Regions from separate parts of the Homo sapiens genome. Here regions 1, 2 and 4 are each linked to region 3. A link is a loop called in an ENCODE intact Hi-C map of the cell type or tissue named here. Cell type or tissue: IMR-90. All regions are shown on one strand. Links, peaks and the distances in the headings refer to the core of each region. The heading gives the core; the rest is flanking DNA.

The links. A loop is a pair of places that touch in the nucleus more often than their neighbours do. Peaks named below come from ENCODE experiments on the same cell type or tissue, not always from the same donor. Only the 100,000 strongest peaks of a DNase experiment are listed, where the experiment ranks them.
Region 1: a loop joins it to region 3, with 4 times the contacts of the local background. A loop is called at or near these places in 10 of 110 quality-filtered maps.
Region 2: a loop joins it to region 3, with 2.9 times the contacts of the local background. A loop is called at or near these places in 4 of 110 quality-filtered maps.
Region 4: a loop joins it to region 3, with 2.4 times the contacts of the local background. A loop is called at or near these places in 3 of 110 quality-filtered maps.

The regions. Positions count from the first base shown.
Region 1 is chr11:57,813,834-57,821,200 of GRCh38, forward strand. It overlaps CTNND1 (catenin delta 1), which reads left to right. Exons shown (of 21, transcript NM_001085458.2): 18 at 478-540; 19 at 1,561-1,667; 20 at 2,082-2,168; 21 at 2,464-5,707. The coding sequence ends at 2,475. It overlaps TMX2-CTNND1 (TMX2-CTNND1 readthrough (NMD candidate)), which reads left to right. Exons shown (of 21, transcript NR_037646.1): 19 at 478-540; 20 at 1,561-1,667; 21 at 2,464-5,347. Among named protein-coding and RNA genes, the nearest start is that of CTNND1, 56 kb to the left of the region's middle. In IMR-90, for the core only: no CTCF peak of the experiment used is centred there; no DNase peak of the experiment used is centred there; H3K27ac peaks cover 207 bases.
Region 2 is chr11:58,023,306-58,030,672 of GRCh38, forward strand. It overlaps OR9Q1 (olfactory receptor family 9 subfamily Q member 1), which reads left to right and starts at 576. Exons shown (of 3, transcript NM_001005212.4): 1 at 576-799. It overlaps LOC107984331 (a long non-coding RNA gene), which reads right to left and starts at 1,114. Exons shown (of 3, transcript XR_001748218.1): 1 at 782-1,114. It also overlaps the pseudogene RNU6-899P. In IMR-90, for the core only: no CTCF peak of the experiment used is centred there; DNase peaks (open chromatin) are centred at 1,516, 4,196 and 5,656; H3K27ac peaks cover 3,437 bases.
Region 3 is chr11:58,283,069-58,290,435 of GRCh38, forward strand. No RefSeq gene overlaps it. Among named protein-coding and RNA genes, the nearest start is that of OR10W1, 18 kb to the left of the region's middle. In IMR-90, for the core only: a CTCF peak has its summit at 3,394 (motif pointing left); a DNase peak (open chromatin) is centred at 3,393; H3K27ac peaks cover 199 bases.
Region 4 is chr11:58,056,564-58,063,930 of GRCh38, forward strand. All of the region lies in intron 2 of OR9Q1 (olfactory receptor family 9 subfamily Q member 1), which reads left to right. It overlaps LOC124902674 (a long non-coding RNA gene), which reads right to left and starts at 1,372. Exons shown (of 2, transcript XR_007062672.1): 1 at 1,120-1,372. RefSeq lists enhancers at 1,469-2,149, 2,150-2,829 and a silencer at 2,454-2,748. In IMR-90, for the core only: CTCF peaks have their summits at 3,454 and 4,564; DNase peaks (open chromatin) are centred at 2,588, 3,408 and 5,448; H3K27ac peaks cover 3,890 bases.

The sequences.
Region 1 (7,367 bases), core at 1,028-6,027, 470 kb before region 3:
TAACATGTAAGAAGTTTACCATTAAGTGAAATAGATACTTTAAACTTGTCAGTATGGTAACAATTAATACATAAAACTCACACCAATGAAGGTTCTTTAGATCCTTATAATTTTTAAGACTGTAAAACGGCCTTGAGACCAAATAATTTGAAAACTGCTAGTTTAGATGGAATTGTTTTTTGATTTAAGAGTCTGTAGGGGCCAGGTGTGATGGCTCACACCTGTAATCCCAGTACTTTGGGAGACTGAGGTGGGAGAATCACTTGAGCCCAGGAGTTTCAGACCAGCCTGAGCAACATAGTGAGACCTCATCTCTACAAAAAGCTTAAAAATTATCCAGGCATTGTGATGCACATAGTTGGTGCTAAGTAGAAGTGTGAATGAAGGGAAGGAAGGAGGACCAGAGAGCAATTTTCATGATGTGTACAGATTTTGAAGAATTGTTTTTGACATGGATAACTTTCTGACTTCATACAGATAAGAAACCTGATCGGGAAGAAATTCAGATGAGCAATATGGGATCAAACACAAAATCACTAGGTAGGTGATTAATTCCTGCCTAAGGATGTGGAGTAATATTTCACTGGCTAAGGAGAGCTGTCTAGCTCTATAGTTTTTTTTCTAATACCCTTACCATTTACCATCCTGGGAGAGCATTGGCTGATCATTTCCATTTTGAAGGATGTAAGGAAATTTAATAAAATCTGATCCGTCTACTTTTTCTACATTCCTACATGCTCAAAGGTTTTCAGAAATCTTTCTATGCCTCTCCTATTACTACACATTCAAGTTTGTAGCCCATTATATTCCTACCCCAGTCTCCTTCTCTGGAGTGAATGGATACATCTGTTTCTGCCCAACTATTCTGCTTGCTATTCTATCTATTCACTCTATAGTTTGATTCTGCTCATGTAATACCTCTTACTGGTATGTCCTTCCCTTTTGTCTTTCTAAATTCTCTTTATCTCCAAAGGCTTAACTCAAGTCCTGTTTTCCCTTGTCAGGTCCTTCCTAACGATTGCAGCATATTTCACTCGCTCTTCTTTTAATTCCCATAACCTTTTCAGACAAACCTCTTGTTTAGCTTTATTATGTCATATTCTGGGTATTTTATACATATTGTCTTCCATCTTAGATTCAAGTTCTTTTTTTGAGACAGAGTCTCACTCGTTCACCTGGGCTGGAGTGCAGTGGCGTGATTCTCATACCTCAGCCTCCCGAGTAGCTGGGACTACAAGTGTACACCATCACACCTGGCTTATTCTTATATTTTTAGTAGAGATGGGGTTTCACCATGTTGGCTAGGCTGATCTTGAACTCCTGGCCTTAAGTGATCTGCCCGTCTCAGCTTCCCAAAGTGCTGGGATTACAGGCATGAGCCACCACGGTCAGCCAGATTCAAGTTCTTTAAGTCGGGGACCATCAGACTTTAATGCCTTTGTGGAGCATTTGACAAGCTCAGTTCCCAACAGTGATGCCTAATTACACCTATCTGTTTGATATACGTTTTACACTAGAGGGGAATGTCATATTTCTGTGTACTTTTTTTTTTTTAACCAGATAACAACTATTCCACACCAAATGAGAGAGGAGACCACAATAGAACACTGGATCGATCGGGGGATCTAGGCGACATGGAGCCATTGAAGGGAACAACACCCTTGATGGTAAATTCTCTTTATATACTGCTATCTGTCTAAGGCTAGTTCTATTTTGAAGCCTATGTGTTTTGTGAAACACAAAAAAAAGTACAGAGAAAGATCGCATCCTTTTCTGGTAGGGGTTTTCAGGAAAAAGTAAGAGTTCTGACTCATGTTGGGATTTCTTGGGCCGTTATTCTGCAGTGGTCAAAATGGGGGAAGCATGTCTGTAAAAGTGTTACTGATATGACTAACACTAACTGATCTACTTTCAAACATTACCTTTTTCCTCTCCCTCCCTGTTTATGAATGTTTTGCCCTTCTCTTACTATTATATCTTGTTTTGTTTGAGTTTACAAATTTTCAGAGTTTCCCTAGCTCTGGCACACACTCATGAGGTTCCTGTCTCTACTCATACTAACAAATTGCATGTGTTCACAGCAGGACGAGGGGCAGGAATCTCTGGAGGAAGAGTTGGATGTGTTGGTTTTGGATGATGAGGGGGGCCAAGTGTCTTACCCCTCCATGGTATGTCCTTCAGTCACCCCCAAGATTGTTCTTGAGGAAGGAGGCTCCTGAGTGCCAGCAACTTGTCAATCACGCTAATCTGATCAGGCCAGAGACTAAGTAGTCTCAGCCACATGGGGCTCGAGGGGTTCTGCTTTTGTGATTATTACCTCTTACGAGTCTGGGACATGCAGCTGGTGATCTGATTCTCCGTTATGTGCTGCTTTCCTTTCTCCAGATTTGCTCAACTTTTTTGGGGGGGGTCTCCTTAATCCCAACCCCATTAACATTCTCTCTTTCTCTTTTTTCTCCACAGCAGAAGATTTAGCACCACTATCTCCGTTCCATCTGGGCTTATATGTACTTTTATTTTTTGGTGGTGAAATTGACTGATGATTTTCCTTTTTCTTCGCTGGACTATTGTGCCAACTGCCAGGCTGCCTCCTGCCCTTACAGCCCTAAGTGGCTGCCTTCTTTCCATCAACTCCCAACTTCTTCCTGTGAAGTTTAATTGTCTCAACGCCTCCCCCTCCCCCATTCCCTCCATTTTTCTCCCAAGAAACCTGACTCAATTATTTGCATATTTTGAGAAACTGCTGCAGATTAGTTCTTTTTGCCAGTTTTCCCTGGAACTCCTGGCCTTTTGTGGAGGGGAGGGATGGAGAGAATAGGAATCTTCACTAGAAGCCGTGGGAAGAATTGGAAGTTACATGCTGTATATGCAATGTCCAGCAGTCTGATAAACTGACGATTCTTAATCAAGATTTTTTTCCTGATGGGGAAGGGACTTTTATTTTCTTTTAGAGAGGGGAAAGTGTGAGCTCTTCCCTTATTCCTAATGGCTATTTTTGAAGCAAAGAAGGCCAGCAACATTGGCACATGCCACCTGGCAAAGGACCCTTGAGTAAGTGAAGGTCTCCTAAAACTGGGATTAAGAAACCTTGCTCTCCTCATCTCCAAGGCAGGGACCATCAAGAACCTACAGACTCCATCTCTTCTGCAAGCCTCATGCCAACCCTGGGCTATTGCTGCTGCCCCTTAAACACAGGCTGTCCTTAACCCACCTCTCCTGCCCTGTGATATGTCTGCTGAGTTGGCCTGGCCATTTCCAAGAGGCTGTAGAAAGGGGAGAATGTCAAGGAAGACTTTTGGTAGAGAAGGAGCAGAAAGATGTGTTTTTGGGAAGAAGAAGACCTCTAGGAGGAGCTAGTAGGAATGTACATGAAGCAATTAGTCTGAAACTGGCTTCCCCACTCCCCCGTTTCTCCTTTTCCTATCCTTATAGGCCTGTCCCTTGCCTCTGCCCTGGATTGGTTGGCAAACTAAAGGACTTGATGTACATAACTCCTGTCCCTTTTCCCTTACAAGGTGGGGATTGCCCCTGGCTTTGCCTCTTCTTTGTGCCTTTGGCCTGGGGTGCATCTCCTCCCGCCCTTCCATGTGCCTTTCTTTGCCTCTGCAGTCTCATTTCTCATAATTTTGCAAATTATATTTTGTTGCTTTCTTACCTACTATTGGCCCTAAATAGCAGAAAGAAGAGAAGTGACCGAGAGAACCTCAGATTCTTCATTGAGGATTGGTATAGCCATGATTTCAGTCATAGCAAGCTTTTGCTCAACAGCATATGGGTGGGATTTTGCAAAAATCCTATTCTGATGAATCTCAAAGTAAGGCTGGTAAGAGAAGTGAGTGGTGTGACTCTTACTCCTTAGGTGCCCAGAATTTACCATCATCTCTGAAGGAGTTACAGGGAAGTGGTCTCCCCAATTCTCCCCTCCCTCCAGTATTGCCCCCTCTCACTTTAGCATATATTAATTAGCAGGTTGGGCTAGAGAAATCAGCTGCTATGCGGGTTGATTATTATTATTATTTCTAATCCTTTTCCTTATTTGCCTTCTACTCCCCTTAATCTAATCTAAAAGCTCTGTTCCATGCAACTGGAGTTCCTTATCCCTCTCTTCCCCTTCCCTTATATATTGAGGCTATGGGGTAGGAGAAAAGTGCACAACCCACCACCCCCTTTACTCGTGCATTAAAATTTCTTATTTACCCTTTTCCCCCTTCCCATTTCTTCCCACTTTCATCTACCTTTTCTGGCAAAAAGGAGCCTTTTGCTCTCTGTGACCCTAAGAGCACACTGCACAGGGAAAATTGCCCCATCCAGACCTGGCTCCACTCTTGATCTCTCTTGTCCTCTTCTGCTCTTTTCCTGGTGCTCTTTTTTCTCGGTGGGGTGTGGGTAATAGAACAGCCGTGGGCTTTTGGGGACCTTTAACTTTTTTTTCTCTCTTTTGTTTATAAAAAACACTAAACATTCAATTCCAGAGAACCAAAAATCCCACCTTCCCACCGAACACTACTAAGGGGCTTGTGTTCTGCTCCATACCTTTTCTCTTTTCTTTCTGTCTTGTTAATGCTTTTAAAAACAAATGAGTTTTTTATATAAATAAAGTTTTTAAAGTGTGTATGTGGGGGGTCTGTGTCATTTCTTCACTTCAAGCTGTTATTTCTTCCCTGCTTTGCATCTTTGTTACTTCCTTATGTATCAGTGTCCTTTCCAGAGCAACCAGAAGGAGGTTATACCAGGATTTATTTTGAGCTCAGCCCCAACTCTTTATCAAGCAACATTCTTGTTAACTATATGTGAAACATTTTTTCTTCTGAAGATTCTTAAAAATTGAATGTGGCTGAAGTTGAACATGGGAGCTTATTGCTAATTTAGAGATAGGAAACTGAAGCATAAAGAATTAATGACTTACTTTAATTACTGGAATTCTTCTGCAACATTTGACAAAACTAACCTTGAATAAGGCCCACTGTAATACGTAGCTCTCTTAAATATAACACTTAGGACTAGAAGATTAGAAACTACCAATCCCAACTACGTAATAGGAAAATGTAGGATCAAAAGGCCCATGTATATAAGTACTGACCACTGGGCCATAATGTTGCTTCTCAGGCTATATGCAGTCCTTTAGTCAGAAGTCAATAGGCCTATTTATTAATATTTTACAGACCATATTACCTGGATTACCAGGGACTATCTTTGCTGCAGAGATCAAGGGTTAAGATCTATGGGAAGATACTTATTTTTCTGAGGTCCTTATGTCCTGTCATATAATTAAAGACTCAAGAGAATTTATGTGAAATGCTTTCTGTATGCCCAAATCTTTAGATTAAAATTATATAGCTGCTCCTGATGATGGTCCTGTCTTGTTTTATTGAACTAGGACTTGGGTATGAAAACTTTCATGGGCTAGTGAGACCAGGAAATCAACTAGCTTTTAAAGCTTGATTTGTGTCTAACAATTGTAGTGTTAGATTAGAGGTTGAAGTACAAAGCCAAAAAGCTATTAAGAGTTTACTTTCCAAAGAGTTTTGATAGCCCTGCTTGAGATGATTTTTATCTAAATAGAAAAGCCTGGCTGCTTGTCAGCAACACTTTATTTCCCTGTTATGTTCTTATCCTTTGGCATTGAGCTAGATACAAACCCTACTCTTCTCTCTTCCTTCTGGATTGGTCCATTTGTTTATCTCATTCAATAAATATTTGCCAAGCACCTCCTATATGCTAAGCGTTGTGTCAAGGTTAGGTTTAGATTAGAGAGTGAAACAGATGGATCTTTTCTCATAGATTGCAATCCATGAGAATCCTCTATAGCTAAGATCTATGATCAGACGAGATCGTGTGCGTTCAGGGTGATATGGCCATAGACAAGATCTATGATCTTAAAAACACTTCTCTCTGTGCCATATCTAAATACAATGAGATGTTACACAGAATGATGTGTAAAGGCCCTATCTCACAAGTTTCTTGACACTGATGTACTTTGTGACAGAGGTCAAAGCTGGGACCTCACTTGGCCACTTTTTTTTTTTTAGACAGAGTCTTGCTCTGTCACTCAGGGGCACAATCTCGGCTCACTGCAACCTCAGCCTCCTGGGTTCAAGCGATTCTTCTGCCTCAGCCTCCCGAGTAGCTGGGATTACAGGTGTGTACCACCACGCCTGGCTAATTTTGTATTTTTAGTAGAGACAGGATTTCACCATGTTGGCCAGGCTGGTCTCAAACTCCTGACCTCAAGTGATCCACCCTTCTTGGCCTCCCAAAGTGCTGGCATTACAGGTGTGAGGCACTGCGCATGGCCGGCCACTTGTTTTTCTTGCTGAACTAATTTTCTTTGCTACAAACTGGAATCACCTCACCCAGGAAGAACTAAGAACCAGTCTTTCCATATCATTTTTTTCTCATTTTGTCTATTTTTATATCTGAAGCAAAGGTTCTTAATATTTTCATAGATGGAATTGACTAGACCTAGCCCTGTATATCTGAGCAAGTTACATAAGAATTCCCTGTATGCTTGTTGAAAATGCAGAGTCCCATGTTCCATTTCCAAAAATCGATTCAGTAGGTGGGACTGAGGAATCTAAAATCATGGTAAGTCATCCAGGTTATCCTCTTTTTTTTTGTTTTTGTTTTTGTTTTTTTTTTTGAGACGGAATTTCACTCTTGTCACCCGGGCTGGAGTGCAATGCCACGATCTCAGCTCAGTGCAACCTCTGCCTCCCGGATTAAAGCGATTCTCCTGCCTCAGCCTCTTGATGAGCTGGGACTACAGGCACCCGCCACCACATCCAGCTAATACTTGTATTTTTAGTAGAGACGGGGTTTCACCATGTTGGCCAGGCTGGTCTTGAACTCCTGACCTCAGGTGATCCATCCACCTAGGCCTCCCAAAGTGCTGGGATTACAGGCATAAGCCACCATGCCTGGCCCATCCAGGTTATTCTGATGTATGTGGTCAGTTAACTGTGACTTAAGGGACTGATCTAGTGACTTGCTTAAGGTTATAGCCTCAAAGTGGAACCCAGGATTACTGGCTTCAACTCCACTGGCAGTAATACTAGCATGGTGAATGTAGACAATATGATGTGGTGATCACCATTTTAAGAGAGCATTCATAGAGGAAACTTTATCTCAAAGGAATGCATTGCTTTCAATAGAGTTTGAGATAATGGTAAGTGATAGGTTGGTGTGTGGTATCTGGGTAGGAGAAGCTTCTCATCCTGAAAATCATATGTAGGTAATGCTCAGGTTGCTGAGGCAGGAAGCTAGCCCTTAATTTGGGGTCCTGTAGGTCACAGAGAATCCCCTGGAATTGCCGACTTTGACTTAAGTGTCACTTCTAGCTACAAAGGGTATCTCAACTGGCGAGCAAG
Region 2 (7,367 bases), core at 1,435-6,434, 260 kb before region 3:
TTTAGAATTAAATTCTGTAGCTAAGAAAAAGAAATTATATGTAGAAATCAATTCAATTTGCCTCCCACCCAAGGCCATGAGAGCAGGCTGCTCCAGATATACAAGACATCATTCCTGCAGGCATTGTCAGTCTTGTAGTCCGTTGACAGTAATTGCATGGACAACACCCAAATTGATTGACTTTTCTGTAAGTATTGTTGAACTTCCTTTTCCTTAAATTTCCTTAAAAACAGGTAGCTAGAAATGGAAAGGAAACTAAGTACGCTGCCAACGTACAATCAGGAGCATGCAGCCACCCTTTTATTACATCAGTATATATTTATTGCATGTAGACTACATGTCAGTGACTTTGGCATTAGCAACACAGTAATGAACAAACAAACAAAGGCACTATCTTCAAGGAGCTTCCTTTTGTGTGTGTGTGTGTGTGTGTGTGCGTGATGTTATAGACAAACAAATAAATATCTACCAGATGGCAATGAAGCTGTGACCCAAAAAATCAAACTGAGAAGAGGGTCAGAGAGTGAAAGGAACTGCGTTTTCAGATAGGTGGTCAGAAAGGGCCTCTCTGTTAAGGTGGCCCTTGTGCAGGGAATTGAAGAAGTGCAGGAGGATGCCACACAGAGATGGTAGAGGGAGCGAAAGGAGCAAAGGCCCTAACTTTCCCTTAATGATGTCTCCTTCCATCTTTAGTCCAGCCCAGCAATGTACATGTTATCCTTCCCGTTTGAAGATGAAGACACTGAGGCTCAGAAAGATCAAACGCCTTTCCCAAACTCACAGCTACGGCCTGACGGAGGTAGGGTCAAATGCAGCTCCACTGATTTCAGAGACGGTGCTGTTAACACAGGGGGCTGTCTGCATGTTGGAAAGTGAGATGTGCTGTTGCTGTCACGTTGCAGTGGGAGTGGGGAAGCAGGCTGTGATGAGCTAGACCCAAGAGGAATCAGAGAGCAGGTCTCCGGGCTTCATCCTGGGCATCTCCTAGCCCCGCTGTCTGTCTCATAACACCCACCCACTGCGCCTGCTCACCTCGGTTTGTTGGCTGTTTTTTTTTGAAATCATTTCCTGGATCTTAGTAAGTTTATTTTCCAGTTCCTTTCACTTTTTGGGACTAGGCCCCCAGATGCCAGGTGGAGAGAACTGAAAGAGGGAGAAATCCAGCGTTTCTCACCAGGCTTGTCACGTAGCTACACAAGCAAATAGCTACAGGAACCAAGTTTCAATTTTCGTGCATGGGCCTCAAACTGTTTTTCCATATTTGTTAGGGAAAATCTTGGCCAGGGAGCACCGTCTTTTGAGGACACCAAATTGGGCCAAGTTCCTGTGCGGCCTTTCTCCTTATTTAGTGATTGCCCCGTGTGACCCTCTCCTCTCTGGCTGACCTCTTTTTTCCTGCATGGCACTTGGTGGATAAAGTTCCCTGAACCTTGGAGAGGAAGCGGATGCTGTTAATAGCCCTGGGAGTGTGACTGTGCTTTGCAGCTCACTGGAGCCTGTGGGATATTCCTCCAGCCTTGGCGGGGCTCCGAGCTGCAGGGAAATTAACCTCAGAGTCAGGGCAGGGAGCCAGGGTTGCAGGCACGTTGTCATTGGGTGAAATGAGATGGCAGAGGAAAATGGCACGGTGTGGAGGCTTTTTTTGTCAGAAGCTCTGGGGTTTGGCTCTTCTCTGTGCCATGTAGTTCTTTGATCTTGCCCAAGTTTACTTACTGTCTCTCTGAGCCTTCAGTGATTTCAATTGCGTGAAAACCAAGACAAATAACACCTCTATATCAAGAATAGTTCATAGGATCATAGTACAATATTGTGGGGATTAAGCCAGATGGTATCAGCCCATCAGAATCTAGCCCATGGGAGGGGCTCCGTAAATGACCCTTTCTTTTTGAGACGGAGTCTTGCCCTGTCGCCAGGCTGGAGTGCAGTGGCGCGATCTCAGCTCACTGCAACCTCCGCCTCCCGGGTTCAAGAGATTCTCCTGCCTCAGCCTCCTGAGTAGCTGGGGTGCCCGCCGTGCTACTATAGGGTGTGTCCTACAGGCGCACGCCACCATGACCAGCTACTTTTTGTATTTTTGGTAGAGACGGGGTTTCACCGTGTTGGCCAGGATGGTCTTGATTTCTTGACCTTGTGATCCGCCCGCTCAGCCTCCCAAGGTGTTGGGATTGCAGGCGTGAGCCACTGCGCCCGGCCTCCTTTCTCCCTTTTTGGAGAGAAGCTCATCTTCCTACCAACACATGACCCGAAGACGTGTTGGGGCAGGGGGGAAGAGGAGTAGAATTTGGATGCTCTGGAACTCTCGCTCAGAAAGAGTTTCTCATTAGACTTGTCTCTGATGACTTCAATGATTCCATCAGATATTCATTCCGTTGGGTTAGGCATTGCCTCCCATCTAGGTTGCTTTCATTTGATTTCAGTTAGAAGGTGGTGGAGCTGAGATTTGAAGGCATCAGGTGGTCTAATGCCTGAATGTAGCCTTAACCACTGTGCTCTCCTGACTCTCTCCGTGGACCTCACAACCTCTTCTAACAATTCCTCTGGGCATATTACCTACTTCCACCTGTCTCTCCCCTGGCTTGCTGGGGTGCCTCCCCCTCCCTCTACTGCACTTGGTTTTGTCAGTTAAGGATTGCCTTCTTTCCACCGTCCCCCACCCTCAGTGTGATTTAATTGGGAAATTGTTTCTTGATCTTACCTGTCCTGTCTTCCTTGTATGCCAACTTCACTGCCCCCTACTTTGTTCTACCAGACACATTGCAATTAGCTCATCACATCTCTGTTCTAACCCTTGAGTACTTCTCTATCTTTCCTAAAAGACACAGTTCTTAAAAGGCAGGACTTGCAACTCATTTTGGGTTAGAGGCCTGATGCCTGGTACCATGCCTAGAACTCAGGGTCTCCTTGATGAATGCTTGAATGAGGAACTGGCAGGCATAGAACTGTGAGTAAACCACTTCACTGAGTTAACAAATTAATAGGTTCAAAAATTTCCAGGAGTTAGATAGTTGTGAAATTCTGTCTCTCAACCTTTTTATTTTTTCCCAACTTTTATATTCAATGGTACATGTGCAGGCTTGTTAAAAATATGGAACATGGCTGGGCATGGTGGCTCATGCCTGTAATCCCAGCACTGTGGGAGGTCGAGGTGAGTGGATCATTTGAGGTCAGGAGTTCGAGACCAGCCTGGCCAATATGGTGAAACCGTGTCTCTATTAAAAATACAAAAATTAGCTGGATATGGTGATGCGTGCCTGAAATCCCAGCTACTTGGGAGGCTGAGGGAGGAGAATCACTTGAACCTAGGAGGCGGAGGTTGCAGTGAGCCGAGATTGCACCACTGCACTCCAGCCTGGGCAACAAAGCAAGACTCTGTAACCAAAAAAAAAAAAAAAAAAAAAAAAAAGATATGGAATGCTTCACAAATTTGTGTGTCATTCTTGTTCAGGGGCCATGCTAATCTTCTCCGTGTCATTCCAATTTTAGTATATATGATGCCGAAGTGAGTACTATCTTAATCTTTTTAATGAATCAGTGTGAATTAATATACACTAGAGAAAGAAGTAATGAGACATTTAAAAATTATTTTATTCTTTTAACTCTTTGAATGTTGTTCTCCATATATCAATCCAATCTATTTGACAACTTGAATTCATTTCTTGAGTCTCTCAAAGAATGCAATTTGGTGTCAGGCAGTAGAGGAAGAACTGATGGCGATTCAAGCATTTTTCTAGAATCATTCAGTTTAGATTTTGGGTTTCTGATTTGGAATTCAAGAAAAGCTTCCCTTGCAGTTTGTTAATTAGCATTAGGGTAGGGGGAGCAGTAAGGACTCACTGGGCTTCTGTGCAGGTGCAATTGCCCACGCATGCCCAACCAAACCCTGGGTATCAGTTGTCCCCCGTCTCCCATTTCTCTGCAGAACAAGAGACAACAGATAATTTGAGGACAGTTTGGCTGCTTGGTGGTGGCAGAGGTGGTATGTGTGTCCATAAAGTAGGGTAACTACTGCTTGACACAGTAAAGTGGTGTTCTTTTTCGCTCATGTAACAGTCCTGTGTGAGTCTAGGGCAGGGATTGGCAAATTACAGCCCATGGTCCAAATCCAGCTTGTAGCCTGTTTGTGTATGGACCATGAGCTAAGAAAGGGTTTTACGTTTTAAAGAGTTGCAAAAACAAACAAAATAAACCCACAGAGAAGAATATGTGGCGGAAACTGCCTGTGGCTCATAAAGCTTAAACTATTTAAATCTGATCCTTTACAGAAAATATTGGGTAATCCCTGCTCCAGGAAGAAGTGAGTCGTTTTCTTCAGGGATCTAGGATCCTGCCAGCTGTTGGCTCTATGATGGGGAAAGAGATAGTGGGGAAACTGCTCCTGCTTCTTAAAAAAATCTCAGCCCACAGGTGAAATGCCTCATTGCCTAGATGCAAGGGGATAAAAAGCCGTCGGCTGTCCCTCTCTCCTTCTCTCTTATATCCTACTTCTTTACCCCTCCTTCAGCTTTTGAGAAACAAGAGCAGATCCTTTCAATGTAGCTAATCTGGGCCTGATACAAAGGCCACAGGTTCTGGCACTCTCTCTCTAAGCCATGGATCAGAGAGCTGAAAGTATTAAAAAATAATACCTGCTCTGTACCAGGCCCCAGGGTGGATGTCGGGGGGGCATCTGTACCAGGCCCCAGGGTGGATGCTGGGGCACCTGCTCTGTACCAGGCCCTGAGATAGATGCTTGTGGCCCTTGCTTTGTACCAGGCCCTGGGGCAGATGGTGGGAGAATCTGCTCTGTGCCAGGCCCCATGGTGATGCTGGAGAAACCTGGTCTGTACCAGGCCCCAGGGTGGATGCTGGGGGCACCTGCTCTGCATCAGGCCTCAGGATGGATGTTGGGGGTACCTGCTTTGTACCAGACCCTGGGGTAGATGCTGGGGGCATCTGTACCCTCCACCGTGGTTCCTAGGTCAGAGCAGGTGCCCTCTGCATTTGTTTGCTTGACCTGCATACAAGTTTGGAGGAATGAGATAAGGAAAAAGCCTTCCTAGTGAAGACAGGACTATCAAACCTGAGTCACAGATGAAAGGACAGGTAAGATTTAGAAAAATAGTAAGAATTTATAGATGACACAAGAGAGCTAGTAAATTGCAGACCCAGGGCTTGATCCCAGAGCTGTTTGACTCTAAATCTCATCCTCTCCATGACTATGAAAAATAATGAATTTTTCAGAGAATTTGACTGTGAAACTGTCTAACACCGTAAGTCAAGTCAAACTTCTAGAGCATCTGTGTGCAGTATCTCCACTGGGAAGGGTGATCATTGTTTGGAGGCTGCTACATTGTAAGTGAGGTTGCAAACGAGATAAATGGGTGGAAATTGCATCCTGAAATTTCCTTGAGCCAACAGAAGCATGAAGTGTCTGGGGCTGCAATGCAATTATGTGAGAGGAAGCCAATGTTTATAGACTTCCCACTGTGGGGATGTTAGGCATGGCGAAGACGCACGCAGAAATCTGAAAACTTTGGACTTGTTTATTTCTGATTTTTTATCTCTACATGCTTTCATTGCCAGGAATTCTGAAGCCAGAAGGAACTTGCTAATTATTTATAGGGGAAAGAGCAAGGGCTTTAGACCTTGGCAAACCTGGATTCAAATTCCAGTTCAGGAATCTGTGACTGTAGCAAAACACTATTTCTTTTTCTCCAAAGGGTCAGAAATAGTGAATAATTTGCCCAAGTTACACAACTAGGGTATAACTGCTTTATTTATGTTACTGCATAACAAAGCAGCCTAAAACTTAGTGGTTTAAACAGCAATCAGTTATTTAGCTCACAGATTTTTAATTTGGGGAGGGCTCAGAAGGGAAGGCTGGTGTCAGCTTGGCCAGCTCAACTGGGGGCTGAATGATCTATTTCTCAGACAGCTTATTCATCCGGCTGGTACGCTGCTGCTGGCTGTCAGTGGAAGCTTGGCCAGGCTGAGGCCTGAGGGACTTAGTTCCTCTCCACCTAGGCCTTTCCACAGGCTGGATAGGCTTCCTCACACTACTGTCACTGGGTTTCAAGAAGCAAGAAGAGGAAACTGGGGTTTCCAAGTCCCGGGCCTGGAACCTGGCACAGCATCACTTCCCCCTTATTCTGTTGTTAAGCAGTCACAGAACCCAGATTCAATGGGAATAGCCATAGACCTCACTTTTGGATGGGAAGAGTGTTCAAGAATTTGGGGCTGTATTTTAAAACTGGCACAAAAATGGAGATATTATATTTTCTCATTTAATTCTAAAATGAGATAGGAAGTAATCTCTTTGGAACTCTTGTATTATCTGTTTTTTAAAAAATGGGATTATTTAGTGATTCACTCATGGTCACATATTTCAAGTTGATATTGGAGCTTAAATTCAAACCCAGTGTGGATTCAAACCCAATTATGTTGATTCTATCTCTTAATAGTCATATTCAGTCTCCTACTGGCATTTCTGCAGTTAAAGTCACCATCACTCCATGCTATACTTGCAACAACCTCCTAACCCAGCCTTCCTGCCTCCTCCTTTTTTTTTTTTTTTTGACATTAAGTCTTGCTCTGTTGCCCAGGCTAGAGTGCAGTGGCATAATCTCAGCTCACTGCAACCTCTGCCTCCTGGATTCAAGTGATTCTCCTGCCTCAGCCTCTTGAGTAGCTGGGATTACAGGTGCCCACCACCACGCTGGGCTAACTTTTGTACTTTTAATAGAGACAGGGTTTCACAATGTTGGCCAGGCTGATCTTGAACACCCAACCTCAGGTGAGCTGCCTGCCTTAGACTCCCAAAGTGCTGGGATTACACATATGAGCCACCGGGCCCGGCCTCTGGCTCTTATCTTGTTCCCCTCCAAACCTGCCCCTTCTAAGGGGTAAAAAGAATAGCATTGCTTCTCTGCTTATAATTCTTAAAGTCTCCCTGTGACCTTTAGACTGAAGCTCAGCTTTTTCCTTTCCCTTAATTTGGTTGCTAGCCCTTCATGGTGTCCCAGCCTACTCCTCAGGCTCAGAAACAGTCATTTTCTCTCTGTATCTTATTCCAGGAGATGTCAACATGTAGATTTCCCCCTTGACATTTATTGACTCAAACATGATGCTAAGTGCTTTACAGGAATTATCTAACTTACATTTTCACAACAAATCTGTTAGGTTCTCTTTTATTTGAATCTAGGTATGCTTGCTTGGGAAATCAAGCTCTTGAACTCCATGGTAAACTGTCTCTACTTGAAGTTTCCCCAATGCACAATCTCCTCTCTGATGTCTGGAATTTTATACTTGTGATGTCTTCTCTCTATCTCTACCTTTTGTCTCACTAACTTATACTTCCTTTTCAGGTTCAGCTATAGACAGTCTTCCCT
Region 3 (7,367 bases), core at 777-5,776:
GCTTTGCCCAGTTTGAACTTCCTGGTGGCTTTTTTTGCACTGTGCAGGGAAAACTGCCTACTCAAGACTCAGTAAGCTCGAGCATTCCAGGTTGACTTTAGACTGCAGTGCTGGCAGTGGGAATTTCCAGCCAGTGGATCTGAGCTTGCTGGGCTTTGTGGGGGTGGGACCCACTGAGCAAGACCACTTGGCTACCTGGCTTCAGTCGCCTTTCCAGGGGAGTGAACGGTTCTGTATCTCTAGTGTTCCAGGCACCACTGGGGTATGCAAACGAAACAAAACAAAAAACTCTTTCAGCTAGCTCAGTGTCTGCTCAAATGGCTGCCCAGTTTTGTGCTTGAAACCCCAGGCCCTCAGGTGCCTGAAGGAATCTCCTGGTCTGTGGGTTGCAAAAACCATGGAAAAAGTGTAGTATCTGGGCCAGATAGTACCATCCCTTATGGCAAAGTCCATCATAGCTTCCCTTGGCTAGGAGAGGGAGTTCCCTGGTCCTTTGCAATTCCTGGGTGGGGTGACACTGAACCCTGCTTCACCCTTCGTGGGATGCACCCACTATCTAACCAATCCCAACGAGATGAACTGGGTACCTCCATTGGAAATGCAGAAATCATACACCTTCTGTGTTGGTCTCATTGGAAGCTGCAGACTGTAGCTGTTCCTATTTGGCCATCTTGCCAGATCATCAAAGAGATTCTTTATGAAATAATTTCACTGAGAAAAACAGTTTAACCAGAAGATACTGGATTCACACTTTAGTGAGGGCTCTACCTAATTTGCTGAAGAGCTATCTTATGCCTAATTAAAAATGGAAAAAATAATCCTAAAATTTCTATGGTACCACAAAACACCCAGAATAGCCAAAACCATCTGGGCAAAAAGAACAGAACTAGAATCGTCACATTACCTGACTTCAAATTATACTACAGAGTTGCAGTAACAAAAACAGCATGGTACTGGCATAAAAACACATAGAACAATGGAACAGAATAGAGAACCTAGAACTCAATACATACATCTACAGTGAACTCATTTGCAATGAAGGTGCCAAGAATATACACTGGGGAAAGGACAAGTTTCTTCAACAAATGATGCTGGGAAAACTGAATTTGCAGAAGCGTGAAAGTAAACCCCTATCTCTCACATATACAAACAATAAATCAAAATGGATTAAAGGCTTAAATATAAGACCTCAAACTATAAAACTGCTATAAGAAAATATTGAAAAAACTCTCCAGGACATTGGTCTGGGCAAAGATTTCTTAAGTAATACTCTCAATCACATACAACCAAAGCAAAAATGGGCAAATGGGACAACATGAAGTTAAAAAGCTTCTGCGCAGCAAAGGAAACAGTCCACAAAGTGAAGAGAGAACCCACAGAATGGGAGAAAATATTTGCCAACTACCCCTCTGACAAAGGATTAATCACCAGAATATATAATGAATTCAAACAACACAATAGCAAAAAATCCAATAGTCTGAGTGAAAAAAGGCAAACTATAATTTGGAGATCATGGCAGATGGGAGGCAAGACTAGATTTCAGCTCCCACTCAGACAGACAGGACAGCGTGTGGAGTCTCGCATTGTGAACTTTTTCTCCAGAACGTCTGCAGGAATACACTAGGAAAGCCAAGAGAACCCACAGATCCTCTGAAGGAAGTGGATTGCTCCTGCAGGACCTGGGAGACACCCCAAATACTGTGAGTGCCCAAACTGTGGAAGTGGGAAAGGGAGATCATCTGCCCCTGAACACACACACCCCACTGGGGAATCTGAGGTCTAGATTATGTGAGAAGATTCTGACCTTACTGGGAACGGAGTCAATTTAGAGAGCCAAGCAAAATACAGGGGTAGAGGAAGCAGCAGGAAAATCCCTGTGAGCTTGCTGGGTCCCCTAGCAAGCCATTTCTGCCTCACCTCTCAGGGGTCTTTGAGGAGGGCTGCCAGAGGCACTGGGAAGTGTCCTAGGGAGGAAGAAACCTCCAGCTGAACTTTGTAACAATTTGAACCCATAGAGAAGTCTCCTGGCCAGAACTTTGGGGAGGGCGTGAATCCAGCATGCAGACTCCATAGGCCAGAAAAGAAGGAAAGCCATATTTGCTTTCACAGCTGGGAGGTGGGTGGCCTGGGGCAAGTTATCAGCCCTGCTCACCCACTGCCTGGAAACAGACTCAGTGCTGTTGGCAGGGGCACAGTGGGAGTGACACAGGCCGTTTGGGGTGCATGGGAGCTGGGTGAAGCCTGTGACTGCTGGCTTTCCCCCACTTCCCTGACAACCTGCAGGACACAGTAGAGGCAGCCATAATCCTCCTAGGAACACAACTCCATTGACCTGGGAAGCTTTCCCCTATCTCCCACAGCAGCCACAGCAAGACCCATCCAACTAGAGTCTGAGCTCAGACATGACTAACCCTGCCCCCACCTAATGGTCCTTCTCTACCCACCCTGGTAACTGAAGAAAAAGGTTATATAATCTAGGGAGTTTTAGGGCCCTGTCCACCGCCTGTTCCTCCCCATACTACTACAGCTGATGCTCTCTTGAAAGTGCCACCTCCTGGCAGGAAGCCAACCAGCACAAAATGTGCACTCATCAACCAAAGCTTAGAACCCTCACAGAGTCCACTTCACACCCTTGCTACCTCCACTGAAGCAAGTGTTGAGAGACCCGCAGGTGGTTCACATCACAGGACTCTAAAGACAACCCACAGTACCAGCCCAGAGCCTGGTAGACTTGCTGGGTGGCTAGATCCACAAGAGAGATAACAATCACTACAGCTCAGCTCTCAGGAAGTCACATACCTAGGAAAAGGAGGAGAGTACTACATCAAGGAAACGCCCCGTGGGACAAAAGTATCTGAACAACAGCGTTGAGCACTAGACCTTCCCTCTGACAGAACCTACCCAAATGAGAAGGAACCAGAAAGCCAACTCTGGAAATATGACAAAACAAGGTTCTTTAACACCCTCAAAACACCACACTAGCTCACTAGCAATGGATCCGAACAAAGAAGAAATCCCTGATTTACCTGAAAAAGAATTCAGGTTAGTTATTAAGCTAATGAGGGAGGCAACAGAGAAAGGCAAAGCACAATGTAAGGGAATAAAAAAAAATGATATAAGAAGTGAAGGGAAAAACATTCAGCGAAATAGCATAAATAAAAAATCAAAACTTCAGAAAACAATGGGCACACTTACAGAAATGCAAAATGCTCTGGAAAATCTGAGCAAGATTTCAGGTCCAGGAAGACTGGTGAGCAGGTGTCAGAGAGACTTGGTGGGTTGTCATCAAGTAGGACTACCCTTGAACCTGTGCAAAAGAGACACTAACTTGGTGAGCTCCTTCTCAAAGGAACATATAGGGCCACAGCTGGCTCTTACTCATAAGCACCATCTACTGGTCTTTAGGCCAGACTGCACAGCCCAATATAAAACCTGCCTAGGAAAGTGCATAGCCTAAGACCCTATCCAGCATATTCTACAGTCACACACCCTAGGAAGGGGAGGAAATGTCAAGAAAAAAATATATAAAGAAACAAACAAAAAATCCTATCTGCATGAAAATAATTACGAATATTAGAAGTGTCAGTCTTTCCAGATGAGAGGGAAGAAGTGTAAGAATTCTGAGCTGTGAAAAATCCAAATGTGACGACACTATCAAAGGATCACACTAGCTCTCCAGCAATGGTCCCTACCCAAAATGGAAAGTCAGTAATGACAGATAAAGAATGCAAACAATGAGATATCATCTTACACCAGGCAGAATGGCTATTATTAAAAAGTCAATTTTGGTGAGGATGCAGAGAAAAAGAATGCTTATACACTGTTGGTGGGAATGTAAATTAGTACAACCTCTATGGAAAACAGTATGGAGATTTCTCAAAGAATTAAAAATAGAACTACTATTAGATCCAACAACCCCACTACTGGATATCTACCCAAAAGAAAAGAAATCATCATATGAAAAAGATACCTGCACTCATATATTTATCACAGCACTATTATCAATAGCAAAGATTTGGAATCAACCTAAGTGTCCATCCACAGGTCAATGGATAAAGAAAATGTGGTATATATACACAATGGAATAATATTCAGCCATAAGAAAGGATGAAGTCATGTCTTTTGCAGAACATAGATGGAACTGGAGGCTATTACCTTAAGTGAAACAAATTAGACCCAGAAAGACAAATACCACACGTTCTCACTTATAAGTGGGAGAGAAATAATGTGTACAGTGGGCATACAGTGTTCAATAGCAGACACTGGAGACTTGGAAGGATGGGAGGCTGGAAAGGGGGTGAGGGATAGGAAACTACGTAATGGATAAAATATTATTTGGATGATGGTTACACTGACTGCTCAGACTTTACCACTGCACAACCTACCCATGTAAGAAAACTGCACTTCTACCTGTTGTATTTATACAAATAAAAAAGGAGAAAAAGATTATTTCTTAGTCAAATTACTTGTTTAGGGGCCTTTAAGGAAAACAACTTTGCATCCAACAGTTGGGCTGCACTGTGAAAAAAAAATTATTCTTCAAGGACACAGTTTATAGAAGGCTACAACAAAAGACATTTAAAGGCTATTCTGCTATCTATATTATGATGGAGGTCTTTGCAATCTGTGTCATAATGATTAACTTTGAGAATTTTACTGTAGTCAGTGATACGGTTTGGATCTGTGTCTCATCGAAACTCATGTCAACTTCTAATTCCCAGTGTTGGAAATGGGGCCTGGTGGGAGGTGGTTTGATGATGGAGGGTGGATTTTTCATGAACGTTTAGCAACATCCCCTTGGTGCTGTTCTTGTGAAAGTGAGTGAGTTCCCATGAGACCTGGTTGTTTAAAACAGTGCAGCATCTCCAGTCAATGGAATATTGGAGTATACATGTCAAAATAAAGACCAGTATTACCCTTTAGGAATATTCTTGGTGCTCAAAATAATTTTCCAACAAATACAAAGTTCCCTAAACACCGTCCTCTGAGCCTCCTGTTTCAAGTTTATTCCCATTATGTCTGTCATAGCAAGGTTCAGCCCAAGTCCCAAATTCTTACTGCCCTGGAAAACTGAGACTATATTTATATTTTATATGCAAAAAAGGAGGCTCTGATACCTTGGCTTGGATAAAGGAACAATGGAAGACATTTAATTTTCTTTTGTTACTTTCCTCTGTTACTTTAAAAATAACTCCCTTATTATGGTTTTCCAGAATTTGAAGAAAGCATACATATTCACTCAACATGCCACAAAAATTTCATAGGTTTTGAGCATGTACCTGCCCAGATATTATCTTGCCATATTAAAGTCTGCTAATTTAAAAAATGTTTGTTCTTATTATATTTATCTTTTTCTCATTTTCCTTGGTATAGTAGATCTTTACAATGGAACATATGTTTGATATGTACTCTTTGAGATGTGACTATGACTCTAGGTGATAATTACACAATCTTAAGGTTCACCTATTTAGAGTTTGGTTCACCGTTGACTGATGATTAAACATATTTATATGTAATATGATGTGTCCATCACTGTTCTAAGTTTTGGGGATACAAAGATGAATAAAACAGGCAAGATTCACATTATATCTAGTGAAACAGATGATCAACAGGTTAAATAAGTACATGAGATATTATCAGACAGTGATAAACTCCATGGAGAAAATACAACAAGTTAATGGGATAGAGAATGATTAGAAGAAGAGGCCATGAAAAGCATCTTCTTTGAAGAGGTGACATTTGTGATGAACTCTGTAAATTAAGAAAAAAAATAGCTATGAAATTATGGAGAAAAGCAGTTCAAACAAAGGGGAAAGGGAATAGAACTTGTGAAGGACTTGAAGCTGGAAGAAAGCATGTCTGAAACAACAAGCTACTAAAATTTGATTAGGCATATTTGATTATGAGGATTTTGAAAATCCTATTGTCTTTATGAAGTGCTTCATTGCAGCACTGTCCACAATAGCCAAGATATGGAATCAATATAAAAAAGGCAGTTACCAGAGTCTGGAAACTGGGGAAGGATGGAGAAAAGGGAGATTTTGATCGAAGGGTATAAAGTTTCAGTTAGACTGGAAAAATAAGATTTAATGATCTATTGTACTATATGGTGACCACAATGAACGATAATGTACCATGTATTTCAAAATTGCTAAACGAATAGATTTTAAACATCCTCACCACAAAAAAAAATAAGTCGGTGAGATGATGGATATGTTAACTAGCTTGATTTAATCTTTCTACTGTATACAATAGTCTTCCCTTTTTCATGTTTTGCTATCTGAGGTTTTGGTTACCCATAGGCAACTGAGGTCTGAAAATATGAAATAGAAAATTCCAGAAATAACTCAAAAGTTTTAAATTGCATGTTGTTCTGAGTAGCATGATGAAATTCCCCAAACCAGGATGTCAATCATCCCTTTGTCCAGCATATCCACACTGTACGTGCTACCTTCTTGTTAGTCACTTGTTAGTTGTCTCATGTATAAGATCAACTGTTGCTGTAGCCCAGTGCTTGTGTTCAAGTGACCCTTATTTTACTTAACAATGGCCTCCAAAGTGCGAGAGTTGCAAAGCTAGCATATTGTCGTAATTGTTCTGTTTTGCTATTAGTTATTGTTGTTAACCTTTTTTGTGCCTAATTTAAAATTAAACTTCATCATAGGTATATATGTATGAAAGAAACATAGCATAGCATATATAGGGTTCTGTCTATCCATGGTTTTGTGCATTCGCTGGGGGTCTTAAAATGTATCCCCTTTAGATAAGGGGGGATTACTGTACACATATCTCAAAAGACCATGATGTATCCCATAAATATATGCAACTATTTATCAATAAAAAATTAAAACACAGTAAGAATTAGAATTTCTTGAAACTAAATATATATTGTATTTAAGACTCAGTTGATGGCTTTATGTTTCAAAGCAATATTTCACATGAGGAGTTTCTATTTCCCTTTTTTTTTTTTTTTTTTTTTGAGATGCAGTCTTGCTCTGTTGCCTAGGCTGGAGTGCAATGGCACAATCTCAGCTCACTGCAACCTCCGCCTCCTGGGTTCAAGCGATTCTCCTGCCTCTGCCTCCCAAGTAGCTGGGACTGCAGGCACACGCCACTGTGACCGGCTAATTTTTGTATATTTAGTAGAGACGGGGTTTCACCATGTTGGCCAGGCTGGTCTTGAACTCCTGACCTCACGTGATACCCCTATCATGACCTCCCAAAATGCTGGGATTACAGGCATGAGCCACCATGCCCAGCTGATGAGTTTCTATTTCTATAGTTAACTATTGTTACAAGCCTTTCCTTAGAGTTTTGTATAGAAGAAACATAATACCATTGAGATTTAAACTTATATCAGATTCTTT
Region 4 (7,367 bases), core at 1,325-6,324, 230 kb before region 3:
GTTTTGTTGAACACAGTCAGATTGATTTGTTTGTGGATTTTCTATGGCTGCATTTGCACTACAACAGCAGAGTTGAGTAGTTGTGATAGAGGCTGCATGGTTTGAAAATCTGAAAACATTTACTATCTGGCTCTTTACTGAGAAAATTTTTGACCCCTTATCTAGTCCATTAGTTGCTACTTTTCAAGAAAAATCTTATGCTTCACACTAATATATTAGGCAGAGAAAATAGAGCATCTCTGGTTGGTGTAGGCAGCTATGGGGTCCAGAGCCCCATCCCCAAGCCTCTCACTGCCTGAAGAAGTGTTCCATCAGTGGGGGCACCTAAGGCTCCCTGTAGAACTCTAAGGCTCCAAGAAGCACACTGTAAAAATTACTGATCTGTACCCACTTTCCTAAGGCTTCCATGGTTATACAATTCAGGTTTTTTTTTTTTTTTTTTTTTTTTTGAGATGGAGTCTCACTCTGTCACCCAAGCTGGAGTGCAGTGGTGCCATCTTGGCTCACTGCAACCCTGCCTCCCAGGTTCAAGTGATTCTCATGCCTCAGCCTCCTGAGTAGCTGGGACTATAGACAACGCCATTACACCTGGTTAATTTTTGTATTTTTAGTAGAGACAGAGTTTTACCATGTTGGCCAGGCTGGTCTTGAACTCCTGACGCTAAGTGATCCACCTGCTTCCCAAAGTGCTGGGATTACAGGTATGAGCCACTGTGCCCAGCCCAAGGTCTTTTTGATTAAAGTACCTAATGACCAGAGAGGAAAAAAGACCTCGAACACAGAGAAGGCTGATGACTAGGCCAAGCACTCAGACTCAGCTCTTCCTCTAGCTGAAAACCTAGTGTTCTTCTCTTGGTGTTGTTGGTTGAGGCCTTTGTCCTCTGAACTCTATTTCATCTCTTTGAGCTTGTTCTAGCATTACCTCTCTGACTACGAGGAAAACACCACCTCCCTTCCCTTCCTGTCCTTATCCCTGAGCAGCCCATGAAGAATGGGTGTCTGTGCTGGATTGGATGTTTTACATTGCAGATTTACCAGTTTTCTAACTTTGTGGTTAACTCTTTCCTACTGTGAATCTCATATGGTTTTTGTTGCATATCAGCATTGGCATGTAGTGACCTGGATGGCAGGACAGCTGTGTTCTCTTCCAGCTCTGCCTCCCCTTTTTGGTGATCTCCCTGCTTCGTGCTGGACCAGCAGATTTCTAAGGCCCTTGGCAGTTTTGATGTCATCACCATTATTAGCAGCAGCGTCACACCACCTGGAGAAAAGCTGTAGCCCATAACATGCATTAATCACCAGCCAGCATTTGTATGCATGATCTCTTATTTTCATAACAACCTACCACGTATATATTATTATACTCAATCTACATAGGAGAGAACTGAAGCTCAGGAAAGGTAAGTGACTAGGCCGCAGAGAAATCCCATATTGAGATTTGAGCCCATATCACTTTTGTTCTAAATTTGATGCTCCTTTCATTAGGCCACACTGCCTCTCTGCTAGTCTAAAGCTCACAGAAAGCTGGAATGGACAGGGACTGGGAAAGGCTTCTTGGCCACTCACCTGAGAAAGCCTGGCTTCCCATGCATTGGCATACGTGCCTCCCAGGAATGGTCCCTCTCTCTCAGAGCAGGACATCAAGTTCTGATAGGCAACCCACAGGGCTTTGGCTGCCAGGTAGGCTTGGTAAGTGGCAGTTAGATCAGGAAGTTTGAAGGCAGACAGGTGGGCAGTGGTCATGTTCTCCAGCCCTGTGCGATGCCAAGCCCCTTCTCTGGCACTTTGGATGGAAGCCCCTAATCCAGACCACCTGTATCCCTGCACTCCTCCCACAGCTTCCTCATCAGACTGTTGCCTGGCTACACGGCTGGGCGCAGCGCCAACAGGAAGTCCTTAAAGGCAGGTATTATTCCTAAGTGTATGGTCAGGCTCAAGCTGCCATTCAGCAACTCGTGGGCTTTGGGACCCAGCACCGAGGGGTTATATGTGAAGGAGGTGGAAAAGATCCACATCCTCCCATTCACATTGTTCTCCTGAAGGGCCCCCGCCAGGAGTCTGAAGTGAAAATGGTAGCAGTCACAGACAATGACGGTGGCAGCAGGGGTTTAGGCAATGACGGTGGCCATGCTGTTGATGCTGTCATCTACACTGCTGATCTTTGAGAAGGCCATGCAGCCACCCTCGCCCCCGATCTGCTTCTGCAGCTGCTGATCCAGCCACTCAAAGTTGCTGTTGTCATAACTGACCAGGCCTACTCAGGTCCAGTTAAAGTAACTCAAGAGCTTGGCCAGGACTCAAGGCTGGTGGGTGCTGCTGGGCACTGTGCGGAGGAAGGATGGGAACTGGAAACAGTTGGAAAACTGGGGGCGCTGAGATCCATGGCTGATCTGGGGGAAAGGAACAGAGCTGTACATTCCTGGCCTGAACACACTTGCTCAGGATCCACAAATGTTCTCACCAGCCTTGTAACTTGGCCTCATTTTTCCCTCTCTGGCTTTTATTTCTAATTATTATCTCACTGGCCTTTGATATATGCTGTTTCCAGGTCCTTCGAAAGCCTGTGGGCTCAGGCCTAAGAAACCAACTGACGTTTTTAGAAAGGAATGCAGCGGACTAAAGAATGCCAACATATCTTCCAGTGGGGGTGGGAGAAGCAGAGAGGTAAAGATGTGCTAACGGCTTTGTTTCTCTCTATACATTGTATAATTCTTGGCATTATTTGAAAGATAAAGGCTCAAGTGAATTAAAAGCTGTATAATTGTTAATAGAATAAAAACAAGATATATAAATTCCAAAGCAGCAGAAGGAAAATAATTGGAAAAAATGATCAAATTAAAAAAAATTCAGGGCCGGGCACAGTGGCTCATGCCTGTAATCCCAGCACTTTGGGAGGCTGAGGCGGGCAGATCAATTGAGGTCAGGAGTTCGAGACCAGCCTGGCCAGCATGGTGAAACCCTGTCTCTACTAAAAGTACAAAAATTAGCCGGGTGTGGTGGCGCATGCCTGTAATTCCAGTTACTTGAGGCAGAAGAATTGCTTGAACCCGGGAGACAGAGGTTGCAGTGAGTCAAGATTGCACCACTGCACTCCTGCCTGGGTGACTGAGTGAGGCTCTGTCTCAAAAAAAAAAAAAAAAAAAAAAAAAAAAAGGAAAGGGAGAAAGCATAAGAACTAGAAAACTAAATAAAAATCTCTATTATTTCTATTATTATAGTTTTATTAACAGAAAGCAATGACCCAGCATAATAAATAGAAATTATATAAGATGGCAGAATACCATCAAACCATATCAGCAGTCAGCTTAAATGATAGGTTACATTACCCTACTTACGAAGAGCGTGCTGTATTCTCTACTTGCCTGTCTTGACACACTCTCCAGGCTTCTCTGTAATAGCTCTGAGCTCCAGAAGGGCTGATCTTTGTGGATTGTGTCAAAGAGCTGCCCTGCCCTCTGCCTTCTGGTAGGAGACTTGCTGGGAGACTTGGGGTAGGGGGAAAGTGAGGTTGAGGTATTCATTTCTCCCTGCTTAGCCATGGGTGGGCAGTGGCTGCCTTCCTCAGCTCTGCTTCCTCTCCCAAGGATGGAAACAGCTTCCGACTGTGGCTGTCCTTCAGGTGTTTCACCATTATCCCTTCCCACTCCTTTGAAAGCAGCCCCTTCATCTGGGTTTTTCCTTTTCAAAGGTAAAGAGGGGAGAATTGAGCTCTCCTGTCATGGGGCAGCTGAGTAAAGATTTTGACTATAATAGATGGGAAATTTTCAAACTGGATAAAAATCAAGCCGGTTATTTGCTATTTAGAAGAAACACAAGTAAAGCAAAATAACAAGAAAATCTAATATCAGGGGATGGGTAACATAAAAATCTTAGGTGAGTCCACTTGACCTGGAGGCTCTCCAGCCCTCCTGCCTAAGGAAAGCTGGGAGGCTTTTGGAGCAGAGGGGAAGGGGTTGTCAGTGTAGAGTGTGATTTCTGGTGGGCAGACCTAGTGGGTGCCCATATGATGTATTAAGTTTTCTTTAACCTGTTTATCAGCAAAAAATATTTCAGGAGCTATGGTCAGGAGTTCGAGACTAGCCTGGCCAGCATGGCGAAACCCTGTCTCTGCTAAAAGTACAAAAAGTAGGGGGGTGTGGTGGCTCATGCTTGTAATTCCAGTTACTTGGAAGGCTGTGCTATGGTCAGTTGAATATTAAACTTAAGAAAGAGTCATGAAATTAAGAGAGCACTTTTTTTTTTTTGATAGAGGAGGATAAGAACAAAACACAGTGTGGCCTGTTTATTGAGGAGTCCCAAACCTGCCGTACAGCCTTCCCTGATCCCTGCTCCTCAAGCTGAGATCTAGTTCTTAATTCTTGGTTCATGCCAGCCCTGGGATCATCGCCTTTGTCACATCATTGCTGAACTCTTTCTACTTCAGACTGTTCGAGTTCATGCCTTTTCCTCTCCAATCAGATTCTAAGCAGGATCCATTCAATTTATCTTAGTTGTTGAGTGCATGAGTGAATGCCTGTTCTTTTCTCTTCTCTCCTGCTCATCTTCTTCCTGCTTTCCTTCCCCTACAGGCTCCTCAGGTCAGTGCAGGGGCTCACTGTCAGACTTTTCCCAGCCTACCATAAGGAAGCTGTCCTACCAGATATGTGCAGACAAGTTCTTTTACTTCAAAGTTTTTGGTGAGTCTTTGGCCCTATATTGGGCAAAATTACACAGAGGACGTGGGAGCCAGCTTTTCTCCAAAGTTAACTGCTCCTTCCAGGCTTGCATTGTATCATCATTATCACTAATAGCAATTCCAACTAACAGTCATTGAGGGTTTAAGTACCAGGCCCTGGTTATTCCATTGTTAATATCCACAATGACTCTAAGAGGCAAATACATTATCATTAACCTTTGTTACCTTCGTTTTGTAGATGAGGAATGTGAAGCTCAGACAGATGACTCAATTTGTCAAGGTCACATAATCAGTAACTAGCGTTTGTAAGATCCAGGTTTGCTGACTGTCAAGCCAGTGCCCTTCATTGTTTCTAGCTCTTCGGCTTCCCAGCCCACCTCTGTCCAGTGATCTCTGTTGGTGAGTTGTATGAAATGAGGTGGGTCCTTTGATTTTTAGGGACTCTGGGGTTTTGGAAAACCAGAGTCGGCAACAGCAAGGGCTATTGCAAAATGCTCAAGAATTTCTTAAGATGTAACACATTTGGAGCTCCCTTGGATTTTTAGCAAGTTAAAGGTAGCACTTAGCATATGTTAAGCATTGAGGTGCCAGCGGTGGTTACAATCTGCTCTGTAGCTTCAGAAATGTCTCGGTTCACACCCATTCAACAGATGCGATCTGAACAACAGCTACATGCCAGTTCGTATACTAATATGAGCAAAACCTACTTGCCAATCTCAAAGATCTCCTGGTGAGTGGTACGTGAGCAACAAGATGATGTCATAGTTTCAAGAAAGGGGAACTCACCCAGAAATGACTAGTATAGGTAGGAATGGTGCAGGCTTCCCAAAATCATTGCCAAGACCAGACACCACTTACTAAGAGTGAGAAATGTAACTTTCAACGTGACCAACATTGTGTTGGCTGGTCAGTGTATTCTCTCCCTACAGAAAGTGTCTATCTGAAGCCAAATTATTCTCAGAAGGATTATCCATAAGCCTAGCATTGTGGCACAAAGAAATAACTGGACCATTGTGGCTCTGAAGTCAGACCTGCCTAGACAAACAGAGTTTAGCTCGGCTGAGACATCCTCTCCCTTATAAAGGACGGAAACACCCACGTAGGTTGAGCCACTTTTTAGTTGATTGGGTTATCATCTATCTAGGAGAGAGACTCCCTTAGTTACATTCCAGTCCTAAGGATATGCCTGGCTCACCTCCCACATCTCCCCAGCATCAAGCCCAAGGGTCCTTTGTGAAGAGGTTAACCTCAGGCAATCTAAATTCGTTTTCCTAAGGATCAGCCTTGGAGGTCACACACTCCTAGGTCTAGATCCCCTAAAAATTGAACTCACTTAGGATGTAGGCATCTTCTCTCTAGCACTGTGGGGAGAATGGTCTTGGGTCTAATACTACCTGCTGTGCTGAATGAGAACTCAAAGCAGCCTGCAGGCATGGGGATTGTACTAATTTCATGCACTTCAGCTTTTTTAGTTAAGGCAATCAAGATCTTAAAAAAGTAACTTATTTTCATGCCTTTGTAAGACTTTTCATGTAAACAAAAAACTAGAAAAAGCAATCCTGTCAATTAGATGTCTTGAGGTTTGACTTAGAAGACATCATTCTAAGCCACTGTAACCTAACATTCTAATTTGGAGGCTTGAGGCTGCGTTGTTCTGCCCTGAGTTCTCTCAAGATAGGCCTTTTGAGAGCCATGTGGGTGCCCTGGAGTTATGGTTATATGAGTTCATGCTTGCCTTCTCTTCCAGAGTGCGAGCATCCCTGAGGATAGGGCTATGGCCTCACACGTGCCTCATGGTACATGTGGCTATAGCACAATTCTCTACACCACTGGTGGTGGTGTGCTCAGTAAACATTTGGAAATAGTAACCAGTACAAAAAGAGGGAGCAGTTTCATATAGGGCAGTTTCCCTACTATTTGCTTCTGTACTTTCTTTTTCCCCTGGAATCAAGGTCCCTGGGTTTTAATCTCAAAATACTATTTATTAGCTATGTGACTTTGGACAAGTAACATTTCTTCTCAGGTTCAATGTCATCATCTGCAAAATGGGACTAATTATAGTATCTATTTCATAGGGTTGTGAAGATTAAATGAGATAATAAAAGAAGATAATAGCAATAGGAAATACTGATATTGCACTTACTATAAGCCAGGCATTTTTCTAAATGTTTTACATGTATTAATTTATTTAATCTTAAGGATTTGAACACATGCAAAGGATCTAAAAATCACCTTTCTACTAGTAAATATCCAGTAAATGATAGATATAGTTATTATTAGAGTTACTCTCAGCCAATATTGCAGAAGAAAAAAAGCATGTGATAAACTCATTTCTACTAGGGTGTGACTGACTGACGATAGGTACATATCACTCCTCCTAGAGAATAAAGTGTTTGCATCTAACTGGATATTTTTAATTGTGGCATTTGAAGCCTCAGTGGAATTTACAAGGGAAGATATTTAATTTTTGGGGGGGTGAGTTTTAAAGGTCACAATCAGGCAGTCAGGTACCGTTCAGGCATGCCAAGGGAAATAAATATTCTTCACCTGGGAAATAATTTCATAAACATTGCCTCCCTGCCTAACAGATTTAATATATACTGAAGATCATACTGAAATCTAGGCAAATGTTTCAAAGAAACATCAAGAAATCCAGTGGAATGGTTTGTCACTTGTTCAACTTTCCAAATTT